Regions from separate parts of the Mus musculus genome. Here region 1 is linked to region 2. A link is a contact called in ENCODE POLR2A ChIA-PET data. All regions are on one chromosome and are shown on one strand. The core of a region is the stretch at or near the end of the contact, and the rest is flanking DNA. Distances in the headings are between cores, read along the strand shown. Region 1 has its middle 43 kb from the start of Aldh1l1. Region 2 holds the start of Zxdc (ZXD family zinc finger C).

Region 1 (6,021 bases), core at 128-2,627, 140 kb after region 2:
TCCTGGCTCACTTTCATGTTTACATATGCATGTATGCGTGGTGTGTATATGCATATTCCTCTGTGTGTATGCAAATTACAGAGGTTAACCATTGTTCATCTTACATAACTGCTCTCCTCATTATACATTGAGTCATAATCTCTCACTGAATTTTGAGCTGATTCAGGTAGTCTAGCGAGCCAGCTTGCTCCAAGGATCCCCCTGTATCTGCCTTCTGAGGGCTAAAATTACAGGCAAGCCTCCAGGCCCACTAAACATTTACCTGAATGCTGGGGCTCCAAATTCTAGTCCCCACCCTTGTATAGCAGCACTTTGCCCCCTGAGCTGCCTTCCCAGGTCCTCACTTGTGCTTGGACCAAGGTTTTCAACGGATAATCTATATGTTTCTTGTAAGCTGTCTGGAGGTCAGCTCTATCACTAAGCCTTGCATCATATAACCAATACCAGACAGTTGGCTGTAGAGAAGGGCTCATTTTGGCTCATGTTTTCAGAGGGCTCAGTCCATGGCCAGCTGGTCCTGTTGCTTTGTGGGAGGGCTGCACATCATGGCAATGACAACTAGTGGAGCAAAACTTCCCACTCCACAGACGTCAGAGAGATGCTGCCTTTCCAGGGCTCATCTCCAAGGATCTAAAGACCTCCCGTCATGATCAGCCTTTTAAATGTCCTACTGCCACCCACCAGCACCATTCTGGGGACCTTTAGCAGATGGCCTCTGGGGACATCCAGAGCCAATGGACTGTGAAATCCATTAAGGCTGGAGTTCTGGTTTTGTTCTCCGCCACCAGCTGAATCCTCAGGGCTAGATGTACCCAAGTTCTGTCTTCTGAAGTAAGGGGGCTACAGCAAGGGCTGCTAAGTAGAGTCCATTTTTTTATGTGTACCTACATGTAAGATGTACAGTGCCTGTGGATGCCAGGAGAGGGTGACAGATCCCCTGAAACTGAAGTATATGGTTACAAGCAGCCACGTGGGTGCTGGGAATTGAACCCTGGCCCTCTAAAGTGCAGCCAGTGCTCTTACCCACTGAGCCATTGCTTCAGCCCTGACAGAGTCTGTGGCTAATGCAGAGAATGCTTCTGTTTGTTGACACAGAGAAGTGTGTACTGTTTTTCTGAACGGATCCAGTCACCTTTTACCTTTACTGTTTCAACCTCTGGCTTGTGTTCAGTGGGCTCTTCTCCTTCCTCCTAGATTATATAAATATTCACAGAAATATGCTCTGGCTGTTTTTGTGGTTTCAAGTTGTGTTGAATCTTTAATCCATCTGAACAAAAAATAGGCATCTAACTTTATTTCATTCCAAGGGCTGGCCATTTGCCTGTTCCCCCACCCTCTTTGGTGCTGGGTCTGGATCTACAGGCACGGGACAAGCACTCAACCACAGAGCCGACCCCCAGCCCTAGCCCAAGTGGTTTATTGGAAAAAAGCCTAGAGCTTCCACAGCAGACTCGGAAGGTCATGTCTTCACGTGCTAATGTTTGTGCTTCAGGCTGACACACACATTTCCTCTTCTGCTCTTCTATCCATATCCGGAACGTAATGTTCAAAGGCTTTTAGCTTTAATGTCTGATAACATAATTCTGGATTAGTTTCCTCGTCAAACACTTTTGCTGGAAAATGGGCCCCTTTTCCTTTAATGTGTCTTTCTACCCCAGGCCCTGTCTCTCTTGTTTACCAAATAATCTAATCCTGTGTTTTTTCAGTATGGTTATATGTGTTTCCTTGCCTAGCTTCCTCCCAGGAATTTCTCATCCCTTGCTGAATCGTGAATGGGATCTTTTTTACCCCCAGTGTATTTTGTTACAACTATTTTGGGGTATTTGGCGAGCCACAGGGTTTGTGTGTTTACTTTGTAGCTGGCCACCTTACTGAATTCTCTCTTCAGCTGGAAGGGCTCCTTGCCCTGGTGGTTTTCCTTGAATGTCTTATTTCAGTGTCCTTCTCAGGCAGTAGCTTTTTGCAGGGATGTTGCAGGAAAGGAGAGGTGACCGACCCTCCCCATTCCAGCCTTCCTGCCACAGCCTGCCGGAGGAAAGGGATACTTCATCCACCATGAGCGAGCGTTCAGGGATCCATCTCCAAGCAAAATATTTTTTCGTGAAGGAGCTTGCTTTACGTCAGTTGGTATTTTGGTCAAGAGTTACAGAATGTACTTCATATCGAGTTAAAAAACACACAGCCTTTAAAACCAAGCCTTTCCCGTGAGCCCAGACTCGAGACTGTTGCTTTTCTCACACCTTGGACACGTAGGAAAATGTGTGCTTAGGGAGATGGCCGGATGCCCGCCTGGGGAAAGTGCCAAGCTGGGTGAATGCTACAGGCAGGGGCTCGGTTTGTTGTTTGCTGGACTTTGAATAGCTGCTAAGAGTCCCTCCAGAGCCTCCAGGCACTGTGGGCCTGTAGAGCCCAAGTCAGGGCAGCTGCCAGCCTTCCCACAGGGGACAGCCCTCCACCGTGCAGGGAGCTGTGTGGATCTGCTCACTGCATGCTTTGGCAGCCTGCTGTGGTTTTGGAATCTCATTTATGATCACGTAGCCCGGTGAGAAAGGTGTGGTTTTGAGAGCTGCAGTGTCATGTGCTTAAAGTCGTTTCTCCAGGTTTCAGGGACAGGACTTGGGTTTGGATCCAGAATAGACTCATAGATCTCGGGGTCCCTTTACTTTCTTAATTAAGCATCGCTGAGGAACTGCGTGAGATGACTTTTCTTTTTGCTGTCCTCATTGTTTGTTTTGTTTTGGGACAGGGTCTCACTTTGTAACTCTGGGTGGCCTGGAGCTCACTATGTAAACCTGGTTGACTTCTCATCCATAAGCCTGCCTCTGTCTCCTGAGTGCAGTGGCTTAAGGGGTGAGTGAAATGTTTTTAAATATGAGTTACACTTGTCAGTACCCAGTGTATTTGCAATAGCAATGGTCTGTGGCATGCATTTAGAATAGGGATGGTGGGAATGCTAATATGCATAGCTTCAAGGTCACCAACATCCTGTCCCTAAGTTAGCACATAGCACAGTTGTTTTGAACAGCTTTGTGGGCACTGTCTTTAGGAAAACACTCATTATCTGTAGGCAATTTGATCTTATCAGTTTTGTCAAAGTTTCTGATTTCCAGCCAAAAGGAAATGCGAACTGGACCCAAGGTGAAGAGCCTCCTTCCCTCCTGTGTCCCTTAATCTTCTGTCTTCTCTTCTGCTTTTATACAGGCATGGAAAAAGAACGGCCACCTGGACTTTATCTCCCAGAGCCTGCACTTGTCTGTCTGTAATAGAAGTGGTGACAGTCCTGCTCCACTTATTTCTGTACCCTGGAGGTGGCACTGGCTATCCCTACCTATCCTGGTCACCCTGGGACTCAGCCACTGCTATGGGACTACCTGAGAGATAGAGAGCCTAGGTTTACCTTCTAGAGTCCCTAAGTCTCAGGCTGTGCACCCAGCCCTTAGGAGAAGGTAACGCCAGCCAGTAGCAGGTGCCCCCGGGGCAGGCTTAAGAGGTGGCCAGTGCCAGGTTGCTCAGTACACAGTTCACGTGCTCCTTGCATTTCAGCCACTGGGGCCTGTGCCAGGGCAAGCAGAACACACAGCCTGGAGTCGCAAGAAGCCCTTCTTTCTTATTCCCTCTTATTAACTAACTTGGGCTTTGCCCCCTCCCTTTCAGGGAATGTTATGAATGGAATGTACAAATTCCAGCCAGAGAGCTCCAGGCCAGGAATGCAGGCCCTGGCGACCTCCCCACCCAGGGTTGCCCTTCAGCCCTTCAGCCTGGGATTGGAGAACAAGTCTCTGCCCTTCTGGTCTGTAACAGATACTTGGGGCAGACACCTGGGAGAGAAGTGAGCCAGGCCAGGAGCCCCCATAGCACCATGGTATGCTATATGGGCCTGGGCCACAGACCATTTACAGTAGGGCACATACAGGGTCTAAGAACACAGCAGGTGATATAATAGACACTCTCAGGCCCACCAACACCATATCCTGCACAAACATTTGCATATGCCAGGGTGTATACTCAGGGTCTTGCACCTACTAACTAGAAGCATGTCATAGACCCTCTGACAGTACGGTGGGGTTCACACCTGCTACAGGCTGTATATCCACATCACAGGGGGGTGTATGTCCAAGGCACAGTGGGCACCCACAGGCATGTACAACAGGAACTCCCCTATAGACAAACCCCACTGCTTGTATCTTCTTAGTGGATAGGTGGGTCCACAGAGGGTCTGATGTCCTGAAATGACAACCCTGCCCCCAGGATGACGGATACTGACTTCTCTCTTTGGCACAGCATTGGGTGTCCAGCCTATCTTCTCAGACCTGAGCCTTTTACTGAGGGTATGTGCAGAGAAAGCTGCGCAGAGAGTGTTGATGGCATGGCCACAGGCTTCCTCCTCAGGTCCTTGGTTTGTGTGTTTGTTTCATAGACTAGAAGTCGTTGCCTAGAGTCGTGGAATGACAACTGAGCCAGCCCCTGGGTCTGACTAGCTGGACTGACCTCCTCCACCCTGGCTCCAGGATGGCTGCTGGCCAGCCCTGGTGTTCACGCCAATTCAGCACCTCTACAGCATACTCCCTGTGGACACTGTGTTCTCCTGCAGGGTATGGAGTAAACACAGGCCTCCTGGCTCCACGGGAGTCAGGGCGTCCTGCCAGGCCTTTCATTCATTCACTCACTCATCCATCCATCTATCCATCCATCCATCCATTCCTCTAGGAATTCTTTACTGAGTGTCTCTGACAGATCAGACATAGCAGGTACTGCATTTAGTTAAGACTTGGTGTGTCTCGGCATCCAGCTTGCAGCTTTATTGTGGTATTACAGCAACTTTAAAACTTCCTATTTTATACACAAATCCTGATTTCCATCTTTTTACTTCCTGCCTGTTCTAGAGTTTGAACCTCGGGGTTTTCTGTGCATTAAATTTGTCTTCTCCCTCTGAGCTGCATCTCCAGCCCCCTCTCTTTTCCTTTAGAAGTGGGCTGGTACCTGCGTTCACACCTTCTAACTCTTCAGAGGTTTATATGGCTGAGCCTCTTTCTCACAAGCTCTCCCATTGGCTCTGCCCCACACCCTTCCCAGCCTCATCAGGATGATACAGTCTTTCCTGTGGGACATTAGAAGTCCTTGCCGGAGGAAAGCCATTGATTCCCTCCGGGAGCCTACCCTACCTGCACCAACTACTCTTGGACACAGAACTTCATGTGTGCTTGAAATAGAATGAAAGGGAAGCAGATTGAGTGGAAAGAAACCTCCTGGGTTCCTCTTAAATGAGATGGATTGCCCAGTAGGCTTCAAAGTTACAATGGAAGAAGGCTCACAGCCTCACATTCCCACAGAGCACAGAATCCCCACCCTCCACAGGACTTAGACACCATCCTGAGTCACCTGTGCCTCCCATTAACAGGACTATCATCTTTGTCTCTTCTAGTGGACATCCAGTTGCTGGCTTAGGTGCAGCTCCCTGTTGGACCCTGGCACACTTCCTTCAGCCCTCTATCCTTGGGTCTCCTGGCTTAAGCTAGGACAATTGTCTCCTATCATCTGTCTCTGCATTTGTGTCTGTCTTTTCATAAGCAAAGTCAAAGGTCATAGCATGTTAGGCTGAGTTCAGAGTGTTAAGTGGAAGGGCTAAAATGTGTTCTAAGAGAGGTGGGCACAGTTAAGCCGAGGCTGCTCTCAGAAACTCCCAGCAATCGTGAGAGAGGACCCAGCACATCTTCCACAAGACACTGTGGTCCAGGCCTTGTGGAATTTCTGAGTGTCAACCAAAATCTCACCCTGCCCAGTCATCTTCTCTCTGCTCCAAAGTTCACATCTAACTAGTCCCTGAGGAACACAGTCATGGATACAGTTGGGCCTCTGTGTTCATAGATTCTATATCCATGCAGTCAATGAACCAGAGATTGAAAATATTTAGGGGAAATTGCAACTGATTTGAAATTCTCATCATTCTGTACCTAATCTAGCACAGCAAGTGTCTATAGAGCATGCACATTACCTAGAGATGACAGAAAGTGCACAGGAAGA
Region 2 (6,393 bases), core at 850-3,349:
CATATTTTTTATATTTTCCCTTTCTAAGCTTGCTATGCTTATTCAACCCGCTCTTCATGAGACTTAACCAGAGAACAAAATCTAAAATGGGCATTTCTGAGACTTTGTCAATGCACTTAATCTGAATCTCTTCACCTTAGCCTTAGGCAGACTCTTCAGACAAGGGCAAAAAGCAGCCTCGTTCTTCACCAAAATACTACAAAAACAGTCTCTAGGCCACATATTGAGGTCTTCTCCCCTAAAACCTCTTGGGCCAAGTCTGCACAGTTGAAATCACTCACAGCAACAACATCTTCCCTATTCCTACTAGGATAGCTCATTAAACTCCATTTAAAGCATTACACGGCTTTCCAAATCCAAAGTCCCCAAATCCACATTCTTCCAAACAAAACCATGGCAACACCTATCACAGTAACACCCCAGGCCCTGGTACCAATTTCTGTCTTAGTTAGGTCTTTACTGCTGTAAACAGACACTATGACCAAGGCAACTCTTATAAGGACAACATTTGATTGGAGCTGGCTTACGGGTTCAGAGCTTCAGTCTATTATCAACAAGGCAGGAACATGGCAGCATCCAGGCAGGCATGGTACAGGTGGAGCAGAGAGTTCTACATCTTCATCTGAAGACTGCTAGCAGAATACTGACTTCCAGGCAGCTAGGAGGAGGGTCTTATAGCCCACACCCACAGTGACACACCTACTCCAATACCTTCTAATAGTGCCACTTCCTGGCTCGAGCATATCCAAACCATCACAGAGTGCATAAGCACATATACAGACAGGTAAGGTTTTTCACAAACAGATGTGCTATTTCTGTGCTCATTTTTTAAATGTATTTTTAATAGAAGCATACAGACGTGTCATTGCTGTCATTTGTTGTCAGTAGCTTTTGTATATCAGATGTGCTGTTCAATCAACACTTTTAATGCCAAAAACTTTTGCTCCTTGGAGAACCCATCCCTATTAGAGGCTAGCCCTAATTCCCCATCTCCCACTAATCTACTGTCTGTATAACTTAGCTCTTCTAGACATTTCATATAAATGGCATTATAGCACATTCTCTTTTGTGGCTGAAATATTTTTCATAGGTTTGGTCATGACATAACTTGCAAAACTCTGTAATTGCTCAAAAATATTCCACTGTATGAATATATATTCATCTGACAATGAACACTTGCATTGTTTCCCCTGGCGAGTTGTTGTAACAAAGATTACTATAAGCATGCAAGTAGTTTTTGTGTAGACATATTTCCATCCCTCTTCAGGGAGACACAGGGGGAGGGAGATACCCTTGCATTTTAAGGGGCAAATTGGTGGGAAATGGGGGTAAACCAGTGTAGGTGCAAATGGCAGGTTGGCAAAGTTTTAATAGTATTTGAACTTTCAGAAGACTAAAGCCTGACCTACAGAAAACAGGCTGGAGGCAGAAAGGACTGGAATGGGTGGGGGCGGGGAGACAGTTGGGTAAAGGTGGAGCGGAAGACAGGTTCCTTAGCTATTTGAGAACCTAGGAGTGAAATAAGTTTGAATTTGAGTGGTGATGACAGGAGTGGTGTGATTCCAGATGAATCCGTATGAGACAAGGGGGATTGTGGAATTCAGGGAACAACCAGCAACTTAGAAGGCAGACATATATCAAGGAAACACGGAATGTCTTTAGTGGTTTAGGTAGGGATCCCATCAGGACCTGCTACAGGGCAAATCAGGTCGGTGGCACAGTAGCAGCAGATAGACGCGCTCTTCGGCGAGGTCATAGAGAGATGACAAGCAAAGTGGAGAGGTTCAAAGCCTGAGTGTCAGTTCTGGATCATGTGGCCACAGGTAAACTTGACTTGTTTCCTTACACTTGGCAATCACAGGTTGAATTAGCTCGTATTTTCAAAGTACAGAGGGCACAGGAACTCTTAAGAAACGCAATCAGTTTTCATTCCTTTGCGCTACCCAGATGCAAAAGTAGGAGCCCAAATCTGAAGACCCTCTTTTTCCAAGTTGGGACTCCAAGCACAAGACAAGTTGGAGGCTCCGCCCCTGCTCCAGCCCCTGGGCTTCCTCGTGACTACAGTCCCGACAGCCCTCGCGCGCCACGCCCACGCCCACGGCTCCTGCGCACGCGCAGCTCGAGATGCGACTCTGGGCTGTAGTCTAAGCTCAGCTTTGACAGAGGCTCCCGGGGGGCGGACCCTAGGTGTCGCGCGCATGCCTGGCAGGGCTGGGCAGCTCTTCTCCGGTGGCTGCGGTTCGGACGCCTCAGCTGGGCCTAAGATGGACCTCCCGGCGGTGCTGGCCGCCCCGGCCACGCGCGGAGACCAACATGGCGGTGGCCCGAGCCGACTTCGCCGCGGCGCGGGGCCGTCCCTCGGTGCCGGTCCCGGGCGCCGTCGCCTGCTGCTGCTGAGGGGCCCGGAAGATGGCGGGCCCGGGCCGCGTCCAGAGGAGGCCCCGGGGCCCAGCCCGCCGCCCCCGGAGGACGGCGGCGACTCCTTCGTGGTACTGCTGGAAGTGCCGCGCGCGGCCGACACCCATGGTCAGGAGGAGGCCGAGCCCGATTCGGGCGCGAGCCCCACGGAACAGGTCCCGGCCGCCGCCCCCGGCGCAGCTCTGGCAGGCACGGTCACCATCCACAACCAGGACCTCCTGGTGCGCTTCGACCGCGGCGTCTTCACGCTGGCTGCGGCGCCCGCGCCAGCCGCCCCGAGCCTGCATCCCGCGACCACCCCGGGCCTGGAGCCCTCGAGCGCTGCTGCGTCCCGCCGCGGGCCGGTGGCCGCTAGCGCTGGCTCCCCGGCCTACCGCTGTCCGGAGCCGCAGTGCGCGCTGAGCTTCGCCAAGAAGCACCAGTTGAAGGTGCACCTGCTGACGCACGGCAGCCTCCAGGGCCGGCGGCCCTTCAAGTGCCCGCTGGATGGCTGCGGCTGGGCCTTCACCACCTCCTACAAGCTCAAACGGCACCTGCAGTCGCATGACAAGCTGCGTCCCTTTAGCTGCCCGGTGGGCGGCTGCGGCAAGAAGTTCACCACCGTCTACAACCTCAAGGCGCACATGAAGGGCCACGAGCAGGAGAGCTTGTTCAAGTGCGAGGTGTGCGCCGAGCGCTTCCCCACACACGCCAAGCTCAACTCCCACCAGCGCAGCCACTTCGAGCCCGAGCGGCCTTACAAGTGTGATTTCCCCGGTAAGCTGGAGACGCGGACCTGCCGGGGCGGGCGGGACCCGGCGGGGTCTGGACCCAAGGGCCAAACTGTCGCTTGTTTGGGCAGGGTTTGCGGAGGTCGGGGTGGAGGCGTTACGCGCCCTGATCTAAATGAGAATAAGGCAAAAACACTCCCGTGTTTGTTTTGAAGTCCCTTTCAGGTACTTAGATATGAAGCTCTGGGTTCCTACAGCCAAGTGGCATGCACAATCGCAGCTATCCGTGGGGAGGGTACAAACCTTTGTTAAGATGCTTACATTGGAAGTGACCTCTTCTCAGAGTTGAGTCAGGACTTTATTTTTCTCAGTCTACTCGTTCAACAATACCAGAGGAGTCAGAGGTCCAAGATACATAAATCGAAATATGCCACCTTAAAATACTGAGGGAATGAGCACACATTGGTGCTTCTCTGGTCCCTCTCCAGCCTCTCTGGAAGCCCCATTGATTAGAGGACACAGAGCTCCCAAGGACGCCTCGAACATTGGATCAGACCCCTGTCCTTTCCAATATTATGAATAGAGTGATGCTCCTTCATCAGGAGCCGGTGTGTGACACAGCTGTTTTTGTGTCTTTTATACTGATTTTTGACAGACTAATCAGTTTCTGGAATCATGTCTGTTCTTTTTACTTTTAGCCAGCATCTAGCTTGCACATTAACATTTATATACACTCTGCACTAGTAATGTGCATTGTAGATTATTCTCATATGAAGATTATTATTATATGTAGGGTATAGCACCTGAAAAGGATATCTTGTGTGTTGTATGGGGCTGGGAGGAAGAACCAGACTTAACTTGTACAAGCAACAGATTCTACTGTTGTATTCTAGCGTGCACATCATATCTGATAGAGTCTGATGTAGAAATCATCAGGCTGATGATTGAAAACATGCAGTCATTTCCTAATCCGAGAATGATGATGGCTGCTCTCACCCTAGCAAAGGTAGCACCATTCTCTATCATACTGGGAAGGACAGGGGTCCACTCACTTAAAAGCATGAGGTGCCCCTGAGGGTCTTGTGCTGGCAGATCACTTAGGCTTCCATAGAAGCTGGGAGAAGGAGCAGGGGAACACCACCTTTTCGTGTCCAGTCAAGGAGAGGTTGTTTTGACAACATGAGCTAGGAAGTGGCAGTGGGAATGGTGTGGGGCTTCAGGAAAAGATCACAGAGTCAGGGTGAAAGAGCTTGCCTATTGATAGGGGGTGGTGAGGACTGTTGCTAAGGCAGAGAATGCTAATGTTTGGATTAACCTAATCACATATACCCTAAATAGCAAAGCAGACAGCTTGAGGCTAAGGAAGAGGATTTTTGGATGGAGCAGAAATTCCCTGGGCTGTTACTTGTATGTAGGGCTGTATAGTGATTGTATTTTAGAGATGGGGCTGTGAGAACAGAGGTGAAGCTGGCAACCTGAATAAATGGGTAAAAGATAAAGAGGAACCAGATGGTAAGATGCGGGGTGTCAGTTGCAGAAGCTGGAGGGAATTGAAAAGTGTGGAGGATGCAGATTCCCACTCTAGTGGGACAGAAAATCTGAGCTAGTAGGATGGTTGCAGCCCTGCAAAGCTGTGTCCGACTAAATCTTGATGGTTAGTGTTTAGTTTGTCCTGCTCATTTCTTTGGTTTCAGACAGCGTTGCCAACTGAGTTTGTAAAAGACAAACCTAGTTTTTGCAGAGTTGTCTACAAAAGTGGCCAGCAAATGCTATGTTTGGAAGACAACCTCTTACTCTTACATCACACTGCAACAGGTGACCTGAGTGTTGCATATCACATGTGCGACAGGACCTTCTGTGCCTTCTAGAAAGCTAAGCATTGCTGGACCTAGCTTTGCAGACCTGGTTTCTGAGGCATGGCTTTCCTTGTCTGTTCATTGTGAACTGCCACTATCAATTGTGTGAGCTGCACTGTGTGATTTTTGTCCTGAGAGCTGAGCTTGTGCTTTCTTCATTCAGGCTGTGAGAAGACGTTCATCACAGTGAGTGCCCTGTTTTCCCATAATCGAGCCCACTTCAGGGAGCAAGAGCTCTTTTCCTGCTCCTTTCCTGGGTGCAATAAACAATATGACAAAGCCTGCCGACTGAAAATTCACTTGCGAAGTCACACAGGTATGAGCTGCAGTGTGCACCTCATGTAGACACATGCTTTGTGGTGGCTGTCGTGCTCATGGCTATGCTGTGTCATGTTTTTCTTTTACAAGGTGAAAGACCATTTATTTGTGACTCAGACAGTTGTGGCTGGACCTTCACCAGTATGTCCAAACTTCTAAGACACAAAAGGTAAACGAACCATACATTTTGGCATTTAGGTTCTAAAAGCACATGAACTATGTGTCTCAGACCATTCTTAGTGAATTACATACAGATTTCAGGCAGTTTAAAATGCAGCTCAGTGTCAGTGCTTTAGAAAATCAGAAAACTAAGAAAAACTCTTAAGTCTCTTCACTTGACAACAGTTATCTCCTGTGTAAGTTTGATTTGCTTTACTTAACATCCTGTCAATACAATTTCATTTTTTTTCCTTTTAAATGTTGTAGAAATACTTTTCTTCATGATCTTGTAAACTTTCAGCAGTGATACTGACAACTAGGGGTCTGTGTACACGTGACGTTCATCGATATGTTGTCTCATTCCATCTTGGTCACAGCTCCGATACTGGTATTATACAGATTCAGAGAGGGTGGGTGGCCTGTGTATGTTTTCATGACTGGGGTCTGAGATGCTCAGAGTGAAGGCATTACTTAGAAAAAGACAGTGTTTGCAAGTTTACTTAACAAGGATCTTTCCTACTGCTGCTGAGCTCTGTGTGTGTCTTCTGGTCATCTGTGGCTTGGAAAGAACATTGGTCATAGAGACTTCAAAGAGTTCATATTGCTTCATTCTCTCCTTTGGGGCTCAGCGCTTGTTAGATTGTTGTAGCACTAATTATTCCATTCCTGGCTCTGGGGCCACCTACCTATCAAAATAGAATTTCTGATTATGGGCAGCTAAACAAACCCTGTGTGAACATTCTGAAATGTATTGACCATTTGAATGGAGGGATACACTGTTTCAGGTCTAAAGTCTCATGCCTGTGAGTCTGTGAGTAATGATTGCTCCTTCATTTTTTTATTTTTTTGTTTCAGGAAACATGATGATGACCGGAGGTTCACTTGCCCTGTTGAAGGTTGTGGCAAGTCATTCACTAGAGCAGAGCATCTGA

What was found. ChIA-PET counts read pairs that join two places held with the same protein, here RNA polymerase II (POLR2A).
Region 1: POLR2A ChIA-PET joins it to region 2 with 12 read pairs in Patski. The contact joins the enhancer-like site here to the promoter of Zxdc in region 2. POLR2A ChIA-PET finds 5 or more read pairs at or near these places in 3 of 5 experiments (Patski and embryonic stem cell).

Annotation. Positions count from the first base shown.
Region 1 is chr6:90,504,739-90,510,759 of GRCm38, forward strand. No RefSeq gene overlaps it. Among named protein-coding and RNA genes, the nearest start is that of Aldh1l1, 43 kb to the right of the region's middle. Within about 2 kb of position 1,378, at least 1 of the 3 ENCODE cell types and tissues checked has a DNase peak (open chromatin) inside an H3K27ac peak, as active enhancers do.
Region 2 is chr6:90,367,395-90,373,787 of GRCm38, forward strand. Zxdc (ZXD family zinc finger C) reads left to right here and starts at 2,100. Exons shown (of 10, transcript NM_173002.3): 1 at 2,100-3,174; 2 at 5,148-5,300; 3 at 5,393-5,471; 4 at 6,317-6,393. The coding sequence starts at 2,265.